3 separate regions of the Homo sapiens genome follow, and regions 1 and 2 are each linked to region 3. A link is a contact called in ENCODE Hi-C or POLR2A ChIA-PET data. All regions are on one chromosome and are shown on one strand. The core of a region is the stretch at or near the end of the contact, and the rest is flanking DNA. Distances in the headings are between cores, read along the strand shown.

The links. A loop is a pair of places that touch in the nucleus more often than their neighbours do. ChIA-PET counts read pairs that join two places held with the same protein, here RNA polymerase II (POLR2A). Pooled maps may share reads with other maps.
Region 1: a map with no recorded cell type shows a loop between it and region 3 (4-fold over the local background). The contact joins two enhancer-like sites. A Hi-C loop is called at or near these places in 1 of 168 maps with a recorded cell type or tissue (ascending aorta), 14 of 37 single-sample maps with no recorded cell type and 8 of 50 pooled maps. POLR2A ChIA-PET finds 5 or more read pairs at or near these places in 7 of 52 experiments (BJ, H1, HEK293 and 4 more).
Region 2: a map with no recorded cell type shows a loop between it and region 3 (6-fold over the local background). The contact joins two enhancer-like sites. A Hi-C loop is called at or near these places in 4 of 168 maps with a recorded cell type or tissue (heart left ventricle, heart right ventricle and ovary), 1 of 37 single-sample maps with no recorded cell type and 13 of 50 pooled maps. POLR2A ChIA-PET finds 5 or more read pairs at or near these places in 9 of 52 experiments (BJ, HCT116, HepG2 and 5 more).

The regions. Positions count from the first base shown.
Region 1 is chr17:9,203,537-9,208,585 of GRCh38, reverse strand. The region is part of intron 5 of NTN1 (netrin 1); the gene reads right to left. Among named protein-coding and RNA genes, the nearest start is that of NTN1, 180 kb to the right of the region's middle. Within about 2 kb of position 1,590, at least 6 of the 41 ENCODE cell types and tissues checked have a DNase peak (open chromatin) inside an H3K27ac peak, as active enhancers do.
Region 2 is chr17:9,270,542-9,275,197 of GRCh38, reverse strand. All of the region lies in intron 7 of STX8 (syntaxin 8), which reads left to right. Among named protein-coding and RNA genes, the nearest start is that of NTN1, 250 kb to the right of the region's middle. RefSeq lists an enhancer at 1,697-2,198. Within about 2 kb of position 1,442, at least 4 of the 41 ENCODE cell types and tissues checked have a DNase peak (open chromatin) inside an H3K27ac peak, as active enhancers do.
Region 3 is chr17:9,237,480-9,242,318 of GRCh38, reverse strand. It overlaps NTN1 (netrin 1), which reads right to left. Exons shown (of 7, transcript NM_004822.3): 7 at 1-2,679. The coding sequence ends at 2,351. It overlaps LOC124903923 (a long non-coding RNA gene), which reads right to left. Exons shown (of 2, transcript XR_007065614.1): 1 at 4,114-4,839; 2 at 3,335-3,540. Among named protein-coding and RNA genes, the nearest start is that of NTN1, 220 kb to the right of the region's middle. RefSeq lists a silencer at 1,887-2,336. Within about 2 kb of position 1,923, at least 27 of the 41 ENCODE cell types and tissues checked have a DNase peak (open chromatin) inside an H3K27ac peak, as active enhancers do.

The DNA of each region.
Region 1 (5,049 bases), core at 341-2,840, 33 kb after region 3:
TGTAGCCTTCCTCTCAGCCCCAGGCACAAGAAAACCTCCAGGTTCTTAGCGCCCATTTCCTGGTCTGGGATTTTCTGTCTGCCTCCTCCCCTGGCAAATCGGACCTTGGTGTCCCAGCACCTAGCACAGTGCAGGTCACCGCTGACTGCTCAGCGAACCCACTGGCACATACACTCTGGACAATAAGCTGACTGCGGCTGTCTCTGTGAGACACCAAAGCTGCCTGGACCAACGAACCCACAAACACAGGCTCCCCAAACAAAAGACGTCAGCCAGCACCCTTTGCAATTATTCTGATGATACCCCTGAGACAGCCTGGGTAAAGGGCTTAGGCTTTATTTATTTATTTATTTAGAGATGGAGTGTCGATCTGTGGCCTAGGCTGGAGTGCAATGGCATGATCTCAGCTCACTGCAACCTCCGCCTTCCAGGTTCAAGCGATTCTTCTGCCTCAGCCTCCCGAGTAGCTGGGATTACAGGCACACACCACTACGCCTGGCTAATTTTTGTATTTTTGGTAGAGATGGGGTTTCACCATATTGGCCAGGCTGGTCTCGAACTCCTGACCTCATGATCCACCTGCCTCAGCCTCCCAAAGTGCCGGGATTACAGGCGTGAGCCACTGCACCCAGCTGGTTTAGGCATCTTTTAAACCTGCCAAACTCTTTGACAACAAAGAGGGCACGAGTTGGGCTGGAGAGGGTTTGAGTGGCACCAGAAATCAGAAGGCCATGCCACCTTTAACAGATGTACAGCTAATATCTGAAAAATGGGACCCTTGAGCTCTGAATCAGAAGGCTTTTCTGCAGGCCTCAGCCTGCTGTCTATGGGGTGTGGGGTGTTAGTTGGACAAGAACATCTCTTCCTGGACCCCAGGATACAATCCGCGGCTCCAGTGGCAATGGTCTCAGACTACTGATGAGCTTCAGGGCTGCAGGATGCTGGGAAGTGGAAAGGATCTAGCAGGACAGAGGGGGTGGCAGACAGGCGACCAAGGAACTCAAAATGCTGGCTCTGTGACTTACAAAGCTGTGTGTCCTTGGACACATTGCTGCACTTCTCTGAACCTCCGATTCCTCATTTATTAAGCGGGGGTGAGCGTTTGTAACAATCTTTTAAAGTTCCAGCGAGATGAAGCCCGACATGACAGGCACTAAAAAATGTTGGCTCTCATTATCTTTACTCTAGTTTAGGAGCCATGGCAGAAAAGCAATTTTATTGTATTACTGGCACATCCAATTATTTTAAACCCAAAGATATTTCTCACTCAAGTATGTCCTTGATTCACTGAATAATGGCTGACCTCTGGCTGTTCTGAAAAGCAACTCCATCTGTAGCGGATGTGGTTCCTTCACGGCACTTGTCACCCTGTGCAGTGATACATTTTTCAGTTTGGTTTGTTTATTGTATCTCTTCCTCCCCAAAGTGAAGTCTTCACTGCTGTATCCCCAGGGCCCGGGACACATAACAAGCCCTCAATAAATATTTGTTGAGCAAGTTCAATAAAAACGGGCGCAGCTGCCACCACTGTGCGGCAGACAAAGTGACCCTCAGCCGAGCAATTCCGGCACTCCCATACTCCAAAGGTGGAAGTCACCAGGCTCGAGTCTCTGTAAACAGCCGAAAAGTAAAGGCTCCAAGCAGGAATCGGAAGGGCAGAAAAAGGCAATTTTGGAAAATGCTGCAAAACTTAAAAAGCGAAGCTTGGAGAGTGTGGCTCCGTGCCTGGGGAGGAGAGCAGGAGCCGATAAATCTTCCCTCTCCAGGGAGGTTTGAAGGGCTTTGGTGTTTTGTTTGGACTTTAATAACACAGATCCTAAATCCACTGCCTTATGATGAAAATATATTTGCAGATTTAAAAATATGGGGCATTGGATTCTGAGGGCAGCTCTCACAGGAGGAGCCAGGAAGGTTCCGAGGCTGGGTGACCTCCTGAGGATGAAATCCCCTCCCAGGCTGCCTGGCCTGGAAGCCCATCCCGTGTCATTCCTGCCTAGTGCACCGGGACCCCCAAAGGGAAGGCACGGAGAGGCACGCTGGGGTGGACTTCTGGGAGGGGGCAAGCCTGCCAGGCTTTTTCTACCTGAGCCGCCCCAGCCCCCTCCCCCCGAGGGCAGGGCAGTCTGCAGCCTGGCTCAGGGGTGGGGTGGCCGGGCTGGGAGAGGTTGGGGGCTGCACTGACCATGTGAGATGGGAGCTCAACCCCTCTTCTCCACTTGGAACAAGAGGGTGCAAATGAGTCCCCAGCAGGCTCTTTCTTTTTGCTGAACAAGATGGATTGGAAAACAAATTGGCTCAAATAAAGCATGTAATTAGATTAAAGCCTCTTGCCCAGAGCATTTGGGACTGCAAAAAGCCCTCCTGACTGGAGGCAGGAGACCTCAGCTGGCTGAACCAGCTCCTGGACATCCAGAATTTTCTCTTGACCCTCAGCTGCTCAGTCCCAGTCCTCCCCAGCCAGTGTCAACTCTGCTGAGGAAATTGCTTCTACCGCGAAGTCACCCCAGACCCTGCTCTGCCACCAGTCCCAGACCTAGGGGTCACCCTGTTCCCAGCCTACAGATGCTGCCTCAGCCTCAGAGGCATGCCCCAGTTGGAGCTCAGCCCGTCTGCGGCAGGAGCAACCGGAATGGTGATGAGTCTACACCTGCCAAGCTCTCACCAAAGTGCTTTCCACCCAATGTCCCGAGTAAGCTGCACAGCCACATAGGAAGAGGCAGTTCGGGTGGTATTAGGACGGCCATGGCCATTACACACAGGAGAAAACAGAGGTACAAGTGTTCAGCATCCAAAGTCACTGGCCGGTGGGGGCCCATTCCCTAACACAGCTGCCTTCCACTCCAGCACAGGACAGAGGGGTCTCTTTCCATACACAGAGCCATGGCAACCTGTTGACTAGTGAGTACTGACCCTTAACCTCCCCCCATCGCAATGCAGGAGCTGCCCCTTCTCTCTCTCTCTCTGAGACAGGGTCTCCCTTTGTCACCCCAGCTGGAGCGCAGAGGCGCAATCACAGCTCACTGCAGCCTCGAACCCGTGGGCTCCAATGATCCTACTTAGCCTCCCACGTAGCTAGGACTACAGGTGCACACAACCAAACATAGCTAATTTATTATTTTTTGTAGAGATGAGGTCTCACTATGTTGCCCAGGCTGGTCTCGAAGTCTCAGGCTCAAGTGATCCTCCTGCTCTGGCCTCCCAAAGTGTTAGGATTACAGGCATGAGCCACTGCACCTGGCTGCCCCTTTTCAAGGGACCATCCTTTTGGCTTCCCAGCCCTCAGGCAGAACCTCCGTGTAGCTTCCTCTACCCCCATCTATTCTTGCCACCATACCCTTCCCCAAATAGTGCCCTCATGTCCATGAGGCTTCCTGCCCCTCCTCCCACCAGCCAAGCCTTTAGGAGATAAAGTGGTGTTCACAGCCTTCCAGGGGAAGTGGGCCACATTCAAGAAGTTGCTGCACTTGAGAGAGCAAGTTTCTCTTCCTGCACCTGTTTCTGAAGTTCCTCATCCAAATGGCAGATAAGTTCTGGCTCTTAATGGTAATGAAAGCCCAGGCAGGGAAGAAGAGAAAGAAAAGAAGAAAGTGTGAAACCTGGAGTTCCTATTTTGAAAGGCCTGATAATGAGCAACATATCTTCAGAAAAAAAAAAAAATGAGGGTTGACAGCACTGATGGAAAGCAAGTGAACAGGCAGCACACAGACCACCGGTTACTCTACCCAACCTCATGGCAGGCATCACTAATCAACCACAGCACCCTAATGGGGCCCAGAACTCAGTAAGGTATTCCTCATTGACGTCCTTCAACTTCCAAGCTCTGCATCCTACAGTGGCTATTTGGGAGGGTAGCTGTGTCTCTGCCTGGTATGTGAAGGGTAGGGAGTTGCTTAGTGGGGAAGCTGATGCATCCTTGCTATCCCCGATTCACTGCCATTTGCCACCGACTGATAGACTGGACGCAGGCCACAGAATCCACCCCCTTGGAACTGAAAGGGTTGCTTGGCTCACGCCTGTAATCCCGACACTTTGGGAGGCCGAGGCAGGCAGATCACATGAGGCCAGGAGTTCGAGACCAGCCTGGCCAGTGTGGCGAAACCCTGTCTCTACTAAAAAATACAAAACTTAGCAGGGTGTGGTGGTGGGCGCCTGTAGTCCCAGCTACTCAGAAGGCTGAGGCAGAAGAATCACTTGAACCCAGGAGGTGGAGGCTGCAGTGAGCTGACATGGCGCCACTGCACTCCAGCCTGGGCAACAGAGACTCTGTCAGAAAGAAAGAGAGAGAGAGAGAGAGAAAGAGATAGAGAAAGAGAGAGAGAAGGAGAGAGAGAGAGAGAGAAACAGAGGAAGAGAAGAGAAAGAAAAGGAAGGAAGGAAGGAAGGAAGGAAGGAGGGAAGGAAGGAAGGAACGGTTACTAAGGGTGGTCTATCCTTGCACTCCTGTTGCCATTCCCATTCTCTTAATCTCCCTGAATCTCCCTCATCACCGATCCTAGGACTGGACAGGACTGCCATCAGCTGAGCCTCACCTGACTTCTGTCACCCCACAGATGGCCTTATCTCCACTTTCTGGCACAGCCCAGCACAAGCCTTCCATCTGTTTCACCCTCAGAACAGCCTTCAAAACTTTTGAAGAAGGAGCCCCTCCCCTTCCAAGGCTTCCTGGTTCCTTCAAACTTAGAGGGCATGGTTTTTAGAAACCCCATTATGCTGCTTCCTCTTCCTAGACTCTCTGGTCCTCAGTTCTTTTTCTTTTCTTCCTTTTTTCTTTTCCTTTTTTTATGAGACAGAGTCTCACTCTGATGCCCAGGCTGGAGTGCGGTGGCATGATCTCAGCTCACTGCAACCTCCACCTCCCGGGTTCAAGTGATTCTCCTGCCTCATCCTCCCAAGTAGCTGGGATTACAGGCGCCCACCACCACGCCTGGCTAATTTTTTTTGTATTTTTTAGTAGAAACAGGGTTTCACCATGTTGGCCAGGCTGCTCTCAAGCTCCTGACCTCAAGTGATCTGCCCGCCCCAGCCTCCCAAAGTGCTGGGATTACAGGG
Region 2 (4,656 bases), core at 193-2,692, 33 kb before region 3:
AGCCCTGGGAGGCCGGAGCTCAAGAGGATGGTTGCGTCATCAGAAGCAAAAGAAGTGGAAGTTGTAAAGAGACCCTTAACTTGAACAGTCAAGTAATGATGATTTTGTTGGTTTCTGTGACTTAGAGACATCATAAAGAAATTGTTGGGCCAGGCGCGGTGGCTCATGCCTGTAATCCCTGCACTTTGGGAGGCCAAGGCGGGCGGATTACTTGAGGTCAGGAGTCTGAGACCAGCTTGGCCAACATGGTGAAACCCCATCTCTACTAAAAATACAAAAATTAGCCAGGCATGGTGGTGCATGCCTGTAGTCCCAGCTACTTGGGAGGCTGAAGCAGGAGAATTGCTTGAACCTGGGAGGTGGAGGTTGCAGTGAGCTGAGATCACGCCACTGCACTCCAGCCTGGTGACAGAGCGAGACTCCGTCTCAAAAAAAAAAAAAAAAAAGAAAAAAGAAATTGTTGTATTTTTGAAGACTTTGTTTATTATTATTATTATTATTATTATTATTATTATTATTTTTGAGACAGAGTCTCACACTGTTGCCCAGGCTGGAGTGCAGTGGTGCAATCTCGGCTCACTGCAAGCTCTGCCTCCGGGGTTCACACCATTCTCCTGCCTTAGCCTCCCAAGTAGCTGGGACTACAGGTGCCCACCAACACGCCCGGTTAATTTTTTGTATTTTTAGTAGAGACAGGGTCTCACCGTGTTAGCCAGGATGGTCTCGATCTCCTGACCTTGTGATCCGCCCGCCTCAGCCTCCCAAAGTGCTGGGATTACAGCCTCCCAAAGTGCTGGGAGCCACCGCGCCCGGCCTGAAGACTTTGTTTAAACAAATGTCTATATCACTCGTGAATTTGGGTTTTTTGAAGACTTTTTTTTACTGCAGGAAGTTATGAACAAAGCCAAGCTGATGATCAAATCCTTTCCAGAACAGTGGTTGAGATCTAACCTCCACCCAAGCCAGCAAGCAGGTAACAGATCTGGGCAGGAAGGCATTATCTGTACCTTAAGAAGACCAAGTGAGGTTAACATGCAGAGGGGAGGGATGGCAAAGCCAGAGTAGGTGGCACATTTGACACTTTTCATAAGAAAATGACTTTCTTGTCTGACTTTTTGGTAGAAAATTCTCATGAGTAAGTACCGGTTATGGTCATTTCCCCAGAGCTAACATGAGACTGTAATGACTAAAATGTGGATTGTGATTCAGTTATTCTAATCTTATATTCAGTACCATTCAACAAGACTGGAAAAGAAGCACCCCTTTATATCCAGGAAACTGTCAGAAGGGACCACTGAGAGCAGACGGCAGAGCATGTTAGACTAGACAGCAACAGAGCCGCTGCATTGAGGCCTGCCACGCAAACACACGCCCACTCCCAAACAGCTTGGATTTCCAACGTGAGACGGGAATGCGTGGGAAATCGCCAAGGCAGAAAGGCCTCAAGCCAATTCTGCAATTAGCCAATAGCCTGTACTGGCCTCCACATTCGTTTAGATAAATTTTGAAATCATCAGCAAACTGTGGAGCTAGATTCTTTCTTTGCGAAGACAAAGTCAGACAGTGTTAACCTGCGTAGCGCCATGAGGAAAGGATGTGGGACGAGCTCTACTTCCCACCCCCGGCAGGAGCTGAATCATTCTGCAGGGACACCCCTGGCTGTGTGTGGCCTGGCGTGGTCCTCGCTGGCAGTGGGGAGAGGGGTCCCTGCTGGGGGTGGAGACTGGGTCCAGGACCTAGCAGCCCTACCTCGAGGCCCTGCTTCCAGGCTCACCCCCATCTTAGTTAAACCTGCAGAGGGGATGTTAATTAGCAAAGACTGGCGCTCAGGGAGTTGGGGGAGCTCTTAGCCCTCTCCCTTCCAAGAAAGATGACCTTTTGGACCCAAAAAGGAGAATTGGGCTCCAGTTGCTCTCGTTCGAGGCACTCGGAGTGCTTCCCACGTATCTCATTTATCCTCATGACACCCCAGAGAGGTAAGTTTGTTTGAGGTTTATACAAAGTTATGATTATGCCTATAGATTCCAGTTCCTGCCTCTATGTCATTCTAAACCTCGGGTCTCATCCCCATCTCACTTTTCCTAACATAACTAAACCCTTCGGGGAATGAAACGTCTCAGGCTTTCGCCTCGCCAAAGGGCGGTTTTCCCCCTTCCTTCTTTGTTGTTGTTAAGTTTGATTTATTGCTTCGCATTCTAGCCAGGCTCGATGGATGTTCGGAATATTATAAATAATGTGGATTGAAAAGATTGTGCTGAAATGTTTATTGCGTTCTTAGAAAGAGAACAAGGAATGGCGCGGAGAGTGTGGCAGTGGGGAAAGAGGGGCGTGAGGAAGGTGGGAAGACCCATCCTGCTCCTAGGATATTTTAGTGTGTCAATAAAAGACAGTGCTCAGAAGGGAAAGAACTTATATTGCAATCATGCTATCAAGAATGCAGAAGTGTTCCAGCGGGCGTAAAGAATATACTTCAAGAATGTAAGGACCATAAGGAACTAATCATTAGACATTCTCTGTCTCATTTCCTCACCCACGGTGTTCGAAGAAAGCCAGCAATGGAGAGGTTGTCTGTGCTTTAAAACTAGCTCGCTGGCGCGCTAGCTTCGGGGTACGCTCTGGGATGGCAGACAGCTGTGGCTAGCTGTGTGTGAGTGAGAAGGCACCCCCTTGTGACTTATTTTGCACCTTACAATCTGGAATCTTTGTTCTTCAGGTGCTCTAGAAATATAAATGTTATCCAAGGTTGGGACCCCTGATGCGGTGGAAATAAATGCCACACTGGCTCATGGGCATCCAGAGATCACATTTCAAGCTGAAATCCTACCAGCCACTCCCTGCCGGGTAGTTATCTGGTCCTTGTTCCTTCTCAGGGCATTTCCTCGGGCTTCTGTGAGGAAGAAGGCAGCGTCCTTAGTGGCCAAGGCCATCTGTGTCAGCCTGATGTGACACAGCAAAGCCCGGCAATCTGGCAGAGATCATTCTTTGAATCCCTCTCTATTCTAAGCAAGAGCGGTCATTTGGCCACCCCAGCTGCTGCTGTTGGTCCCACACACCCCCTCAGAACAGAACCGTCTTTGTCAAGAGGAAATGAGGCTGAGGGATATTGGCGTGGGTGTGGATTAGGACAGCAAGAGGGCTTTGTGTCAAACACATCCCAGCCTGCTCCACTTCTCGGGGTGCATCATCAGCAGGGACAGTCACTGGGTACCTGCTTTGCCCCCAGGACAGTGACTTTCCTTCCAGCTAGGGAGCCCTGGCCCATTATCCGTACTTATAGTCGCCAGAGAAAGCCACGGTTTCTTCTATCATGGTAACAGATGATATTTTATTGTATGGTGTGAAGAATTTCTTCAGCACCAGAGGAGTCACATGGAGGCTTGTTAAAACAGGTTTCTAGGTAGGACCCTTGAAGTTGAATTTCTTTCTTTCTTTTTTTTTTTTTTTTTTTTGAGATGGAGTCTTGCTCTATAGCCAGGCTGGAGTGCAGTGGCACAATCTTGGCTCACTGCAACCTCTGCCTCCCCAGTTCAAGTGATTCTCCTGCCTCAGCCTCCCGAGTAGCTGGGACTACAGGTGCGTGCTACCACGCCCATCTAATTTTTGTATTTTTAGTACAGATGGGGTTTCACCCTGTTGGCCAGGATGGTCTCGATCTCTTGACTTCGTGATCCACCCACTTCGGCCTCCCAAAGTGCTGGGATTACAGGCGTGAGCCACCACGCCCGGCCGCATTTCTTTCTTTTTTGAGACAGGGTCTCACTCTGTCACCCAGGCTAGAGTGCAAAGGCGCATCTCGGCTCACTGCAACGTCCGCTTCCTGGGTTCAAGCGATTCTCATCCTTCAGCCACCTGAGTAATTGGGATTACAGGCACATGCCATCACGCCCAGCTAATTTTTGTATTTTTAGTAGAGACGAAGTTTCACCATGTTGGCCAGGCTGGTCTCAAACTCATGACCTCAAGTGATCCGCCCGCTTCGGCCTCCCAAAGTTTTGGGATTACAGGCATGAGCCACTACGTCCAGCCTGAAGTTGCATTTCTAACAGTCTCTTCAGTGATCTGTGCTCCTGGTCCCACGTCACACTGTGAGTTGCCATGCTGTAAACACAAACATTTCTGTCGTTAGGTGATTTTTGGTAATGTCTTGAGAATGTCTCCCAATAGAGGGTGACAAAAAGTTACAAGGAATGAATGAAACATGAACTGAGGCGATTTGATTCAATACAAAATGGGCCCAGTTGTCTGAAATTGTGAGTCTAAAATCATCTGTGATAGGAACCCATGAGCATCTGGTAAAATCCCATCATTTCACTACAATGCAACTCTGTTCATTTAATTGCAAAGTAAATACAGAACATATTCTCCTAGAATTTTAAATTCATATCACTAATGGAGAATATATTGATTTTGAATTTAGCAATACCAACTGGACTTACTTTACTGGAATGCTTTACAGTTCTTTAAAACCACTACTCCTTGATTACCTATTCTATTGATAATTTGTATGCTTTCATTCGTTCATTTCTTCACTCATTCATTCATTTCTTTAACACATATTTACTGAGCACTTACTATGTGCCAAGTACTGTTCTAGCTGCTGGAATATTCCCATGTTAACTACCATCAAGTAAGAAAGTCCTTTGAGACTGGGCACGG
Region 3 (4,839 bases), core at 674-3,173:
AGAGGGGCCCTGTCTTCTAGCCTTGGGCTGGATTCAGGGAAGCCAAATGCCCCTTCCCAGGGCAGGTCTGTCTGCTCCCTGCCCCTGAGGCACCTCTGCCAGTCTCTCCTGGAGTCTCTCCAACCACCCTGAGGCAGCCAAAACACCTTTCTAAAAACACCTTTCTACCACCTCTTCGGAGCATCCAAGGCCTGCCTTCCTGGAACCTGGAGCTGCCATCTGGCAAGTCCGTCCCTGCATCCCGCACCACTTTGCTGCCTCCTCTGAAGATGTGATTGTCCCCATGCCCTACCCCACCCCGGGCTCCTGTTCTCCAGCCCAGATGCCAGTGTCCTCAAGAGGCAGTAACCAGGGCCAGGGGCTCGGTGGCCACTCCCCCAAGAGCACCCTCCCAGCCTGCACAGGGATTGGGCGGGTAGGCTGCAGAGCTGGAGTGCAGTGAGGGCCAGCGTGGCCCCTGGTCAGAAAGTCGGGCTCTGGAGTTTGAGCCCCAGTCCTGCCACCAATTTGCAGCATGACCTTGGGCACGTGTACTCCAGTCTCCTTGCTGGTGATAATGAGTCCCTGTCCCACAGGGTTGTCATGAGTACACACTGGGAGCATGTGGGTAAAGTGCCTGGCACACAGCAGGTGCTCAATAAATGGCAGCCGTGATGCGGGTAAATGTGGGGAAGGCGGAGGGAAGCCAGACCACCGGGGGCCGAGCTTCATACTTGGTATGACCCTTTTGAGCAGCCAAACTCTGGCCGGGAAAGTGAAACCAATTTCCTGACTGTGAGGGGAGCCAGGCCTCTTAATTCAGTGCGCCGGGTGTGAGGATGTGGGCCAGAGGCCCGGGCAGTGCAGAGAGCCCAGGAAGGCAGGGAGCCAGGAGGCCCCAGGGCACAGGAATGGACCCTGTGTGAGGAGGTCAGAACAAAAGGGGCTGCCTGCTTGAGGACCGTGTCTCTAGGAGATTTTGGAAGGAGGGCTGGGGCACAGTGGAGGGCACGGGCAGACTCCACAAAGACCGTCTGGAAAGGCACGGTCAAGGTGTGGCCCAGGCCAGACCCAAGACAGCTGTAGGGGGCAGGCCGGCAGCCTCTGTGCCTTCCCTTGGAGAAGCCAGCATGGCCTCCTTGGCCCCCAGGAACCTGGTCATTCCTGTGCCCCTGCCCACCCATGGCTCAGGCACTCTGGTACTTCACTGAGCCAGCAAACCCCATCCCAGCTCAAACAAGCCCCCGGCCCCAAGCCAGGCCCAAGTGCCTTCGCAGCCTGCAGACTCCAAGCCCGTTCAGGCCCTTTCCAGCTGTTGACATTGCTGAGGGGCCTTGCGGGAGCTGATGTCATTTACATAAATAGTGTCACTGCCGTAAACCCAGCCAGTGCCCCTCCCCCTCCCCCTGGAAAACGTCATAAAAAGGGCTGGTTCCAAGTTTCCAAAAGGAAACTCTCTGGGAGGTTTTGCGTTTGCGATGCCTCCTCCAACAGGCAGCTCCAGCATGAGGCGGTGACCACCCGGCTTGGGCTTCTCAGGGGTGTCCCTGGGCCCACTGCCTTCCGGATGGGCCAGCCCCACGCTGGGCAGGGGCAGGGGCAGGGGCAGAGACAGGCAGCAGCAGGGGCTTCCTCTCCTCTCTCCACAGGTGAACCACTCACCGACCCCAAGCCCCCACCCAGTAGGACCCACTCAGCAGGTAGCAGTGGAGACAGAGGCCGCCTGGGGCATGCTGGCTGGACAGGAGCTGTCCACTCCCCAAATGCTGCCAGGCCCCTTCAGATGGAGGAGTCCAGGCTGTGACAGCCAGGTGGCCCGCGGGGAACTGCTAGAAGGGGCCGGGGAGAAAGGGGGGGATCCCGTCGGCTGCGTGTCGGGTGGTGGTTTGGTGGGTGCTCCGCGCCCCGCCCACACTACGGGCTTGAGAATTCACAGTTCTCCTCCCGTCCACGTCTCCGCGCCATCCACGCCCCGCGCCTGGGGCCCCAGTTGTGCGATTCTGCGCCCGCCCCCGGGCCCCAGGGCAGGCTGCCCCCAGCCCCTCCACGGCGGCCGCGCCCAGGCCCAGGGAAGCGCGTCTCTGCTCTGGAAGGAGCCCCGTGAGGTAGCTACGTCTCGTCATTTCTCCAGGGCCCGGCCGGCGGCGCACCCCGCCCCGCGTGCACGCGGCTCCCGCCCAGAGCGCGCAGGGTGGGGGTAGGGGGAGGGGCCGCCGAGGGTCCCGCCCCCCGCGCCGTGCGGCCCCGCCCCCTCCCTCCCCCCACCTGGGAAAGCCCTCGCGGGCCAAGTCCGCGGCGGCCGGGCCAAGGCGCCCGCTCTCGCTCGGCCCCGCCCTGGCGCCCGCCCGCCCGCCCGCCCGCTGCCTCGGCGCTAGGCCTTCTTGCACTTGCCCTTCTTCTCACGCTGCTGGAACTTGCGCAGCCGCCGCGCCCACGTGTCCCGCCACTGGATCACCAGGCTGCTTTTATCGGCCACGATGCCGCTCTGGTCCGGAGAGTCCTCCGCGTTGCCCAGCAGCAGGTACTTCTTGAGGGGCTTGATTTTGGGACACTTGCAGGCGATGTCCCGCGAGCGGATCCACAGGCTCTGGTCACCGCGGCGGATGCGGCTCGTGCCCTGCTTATACACGGAGATGATGTTCACCGTGAACTTCCACCAGTCCCCCGCCTTGTCCGCCTTCAGGATGTGGATCTGGACGGCTGCAAGGAAGCACAGGCAGACGGGTGGGCTCCCAGCTGCTGTGGCTAGGTCCGCCCTGCCTGAGCCTGGGGAGAAGGGAAAGGAGACCCAGCCCCAGGAAGTGACTGCACAGAGTGGCCCATACAGGAGCGCGTGGGTGGTGGCAAGCTGATCGTAGACCCCCACCTGCTAACAACAGGGCCAAGAAGCCTTGCCTCCCACGCTGTGAGGGTGCCACCCAGCACTGCCGTCGGGACAAGCCATCTCCTGGCCTTGTCAAGGCCCACTTTGTCCAGGAAGCCTACAGGTGCTGACCACGCCCCCAGCACTCTGGGCAAGCTGTCTGCCCAGGGCAGGCGCTCGGGTGAGAGCAGTGCTGGCGGGGAGAGGGAGGTTCCTCAGGGGTGCGCTTCTCCAAAGGCCCAAGTCACTTTACACCAGCCCTCATGACACTCCACACACAGCCTGGCCCTCCAACCAGCCTCAGAAAACCATAATGGGTCCTCAATGCTCAGGGACAGAAGATGAGAACCCACCCTTTGGGGTGGCCGTAGTGCCTTTTCCAGAGCCCCGGGAACCTTGGACTGCCGCTTCCCACGCCTAAGCCATCCCTACCAGGTGGCCTCCCTTCCTCCATGCCGCCCAAGGTCCCCAGACCATTCCTCTTACTCCAAATTCTCTGCCAGTATTTTCCCTAGTAGAAGGACTTCCCCAAATGGAGCATGCATCAGAATCCCCTGGCCGGCTTGTGAAAATACACTGCTGGGCCCCGCCCCAGAGCTTCAGATTGAACAGATCTGGGTGAGGCCCTAGAATATGCATTTCTCACAAGTGGTGCCGATGTCATTGACTCAGAGGACAAATGTTACCAGATGTCATTTCTGCAAGATAGTAAGGGAGATTTCAAAAATAAGAGACGCTAAATAAATGAGAAACTTTGCTCTAGTAAGTTTGTGAAATACTAGGTTAAACAAAGTCAAGAGGTTCCTTACTGCAAGACTTTTCAGAGCCTTTAACCTAAGAATCCTGTATACGTGTGTTGGTTTCTCAAACAACTGTGACTGCAGAACCCTTTGGTTGGTGCATCTCAGGTCACCAGAGCCTCATGGGGCCTTCTTGGGGACCTGCTGGGGGTGGACACATGATCATTGCCCCCAGACCAGGGGGTACCTGGAGGGGCCTCTGCTGTACTCACCTCTGTTCAAGAGAAACAGCCATCCACTCACTCCCCTGCCCCGCACTGTCTTCCCCTCACTGATCCCACCCTCACACACTGTAGCCTTCACTGGGCGAAACACCTTTATTCCCCAGGCTGGGCCATGGAGTAGACTTGAGCCCTCCTGAGACAGGAGCAGCAGCTTGAAGAAACCAACACACAGGCAAGCTCTGTGGCTTCAGCAGCCACAAGGACACCTCCCCAGGGAACGTCCAGCAGTCATCACTTCCCCACTTACCACTCCAGACAATGGAACCACCCCAGCTGAGCCTGCCCTCCTATGCTGGCTGGCTTCTGTCAACGTCTCTGGGGGCCACTCTGCTCCTGCACTCCGAGGGCACCCCCCTGCACCCACACATGGACCAGGGGATGGGGAGGGCAGGGACAGCCGAGTGCAGGAGAGCACTGAATGCCAACCGAGTCATCCTTCCAGGGTGAGGGAAGCGGATTTTCCCGTATTTTCATTTCAGCTGTTCCTGGGCATCCTGAACTTTGCACTCCAGTCTGAGGGCTCCAAAGAATGGCTGCCATGGCAACCGTTTCCATGTTTTTGTCACCAAGGGACTCAACACTCAGTGTGAACTCTGGGTGGGGGGAGCCCTCCAGCCCAGAGAAGTGGCTGGGCCGAGTGTATTTGACTGTGCAGACAGAGGTCACCGTGGCAACTGAGTGCCCCTTAGCTAAGCAATGGGGGAGCCACCCCCAGCATCCCTGAGAGCCCCGCTTTCCTCTCCCCAGGACTGAGCTGAATACGAATGAGCTCGGGATATGGCTGTTTCTGCCGTGCTGGACACCTCGGACCCCTTGTACAGCTGTGGTGTCCCCAGCCAGCATGGGCTGGAGCAGCCCAACAAGGATGCTGCAGAAGGCACCCTGGGCTGGGGCTCCAGGAGAGCTCAGCTTTGATCCCAGGCTCCGAGCATCTGTTGGTGCTGTGTGCTGAATGGTGTCCCAACAAATTCCT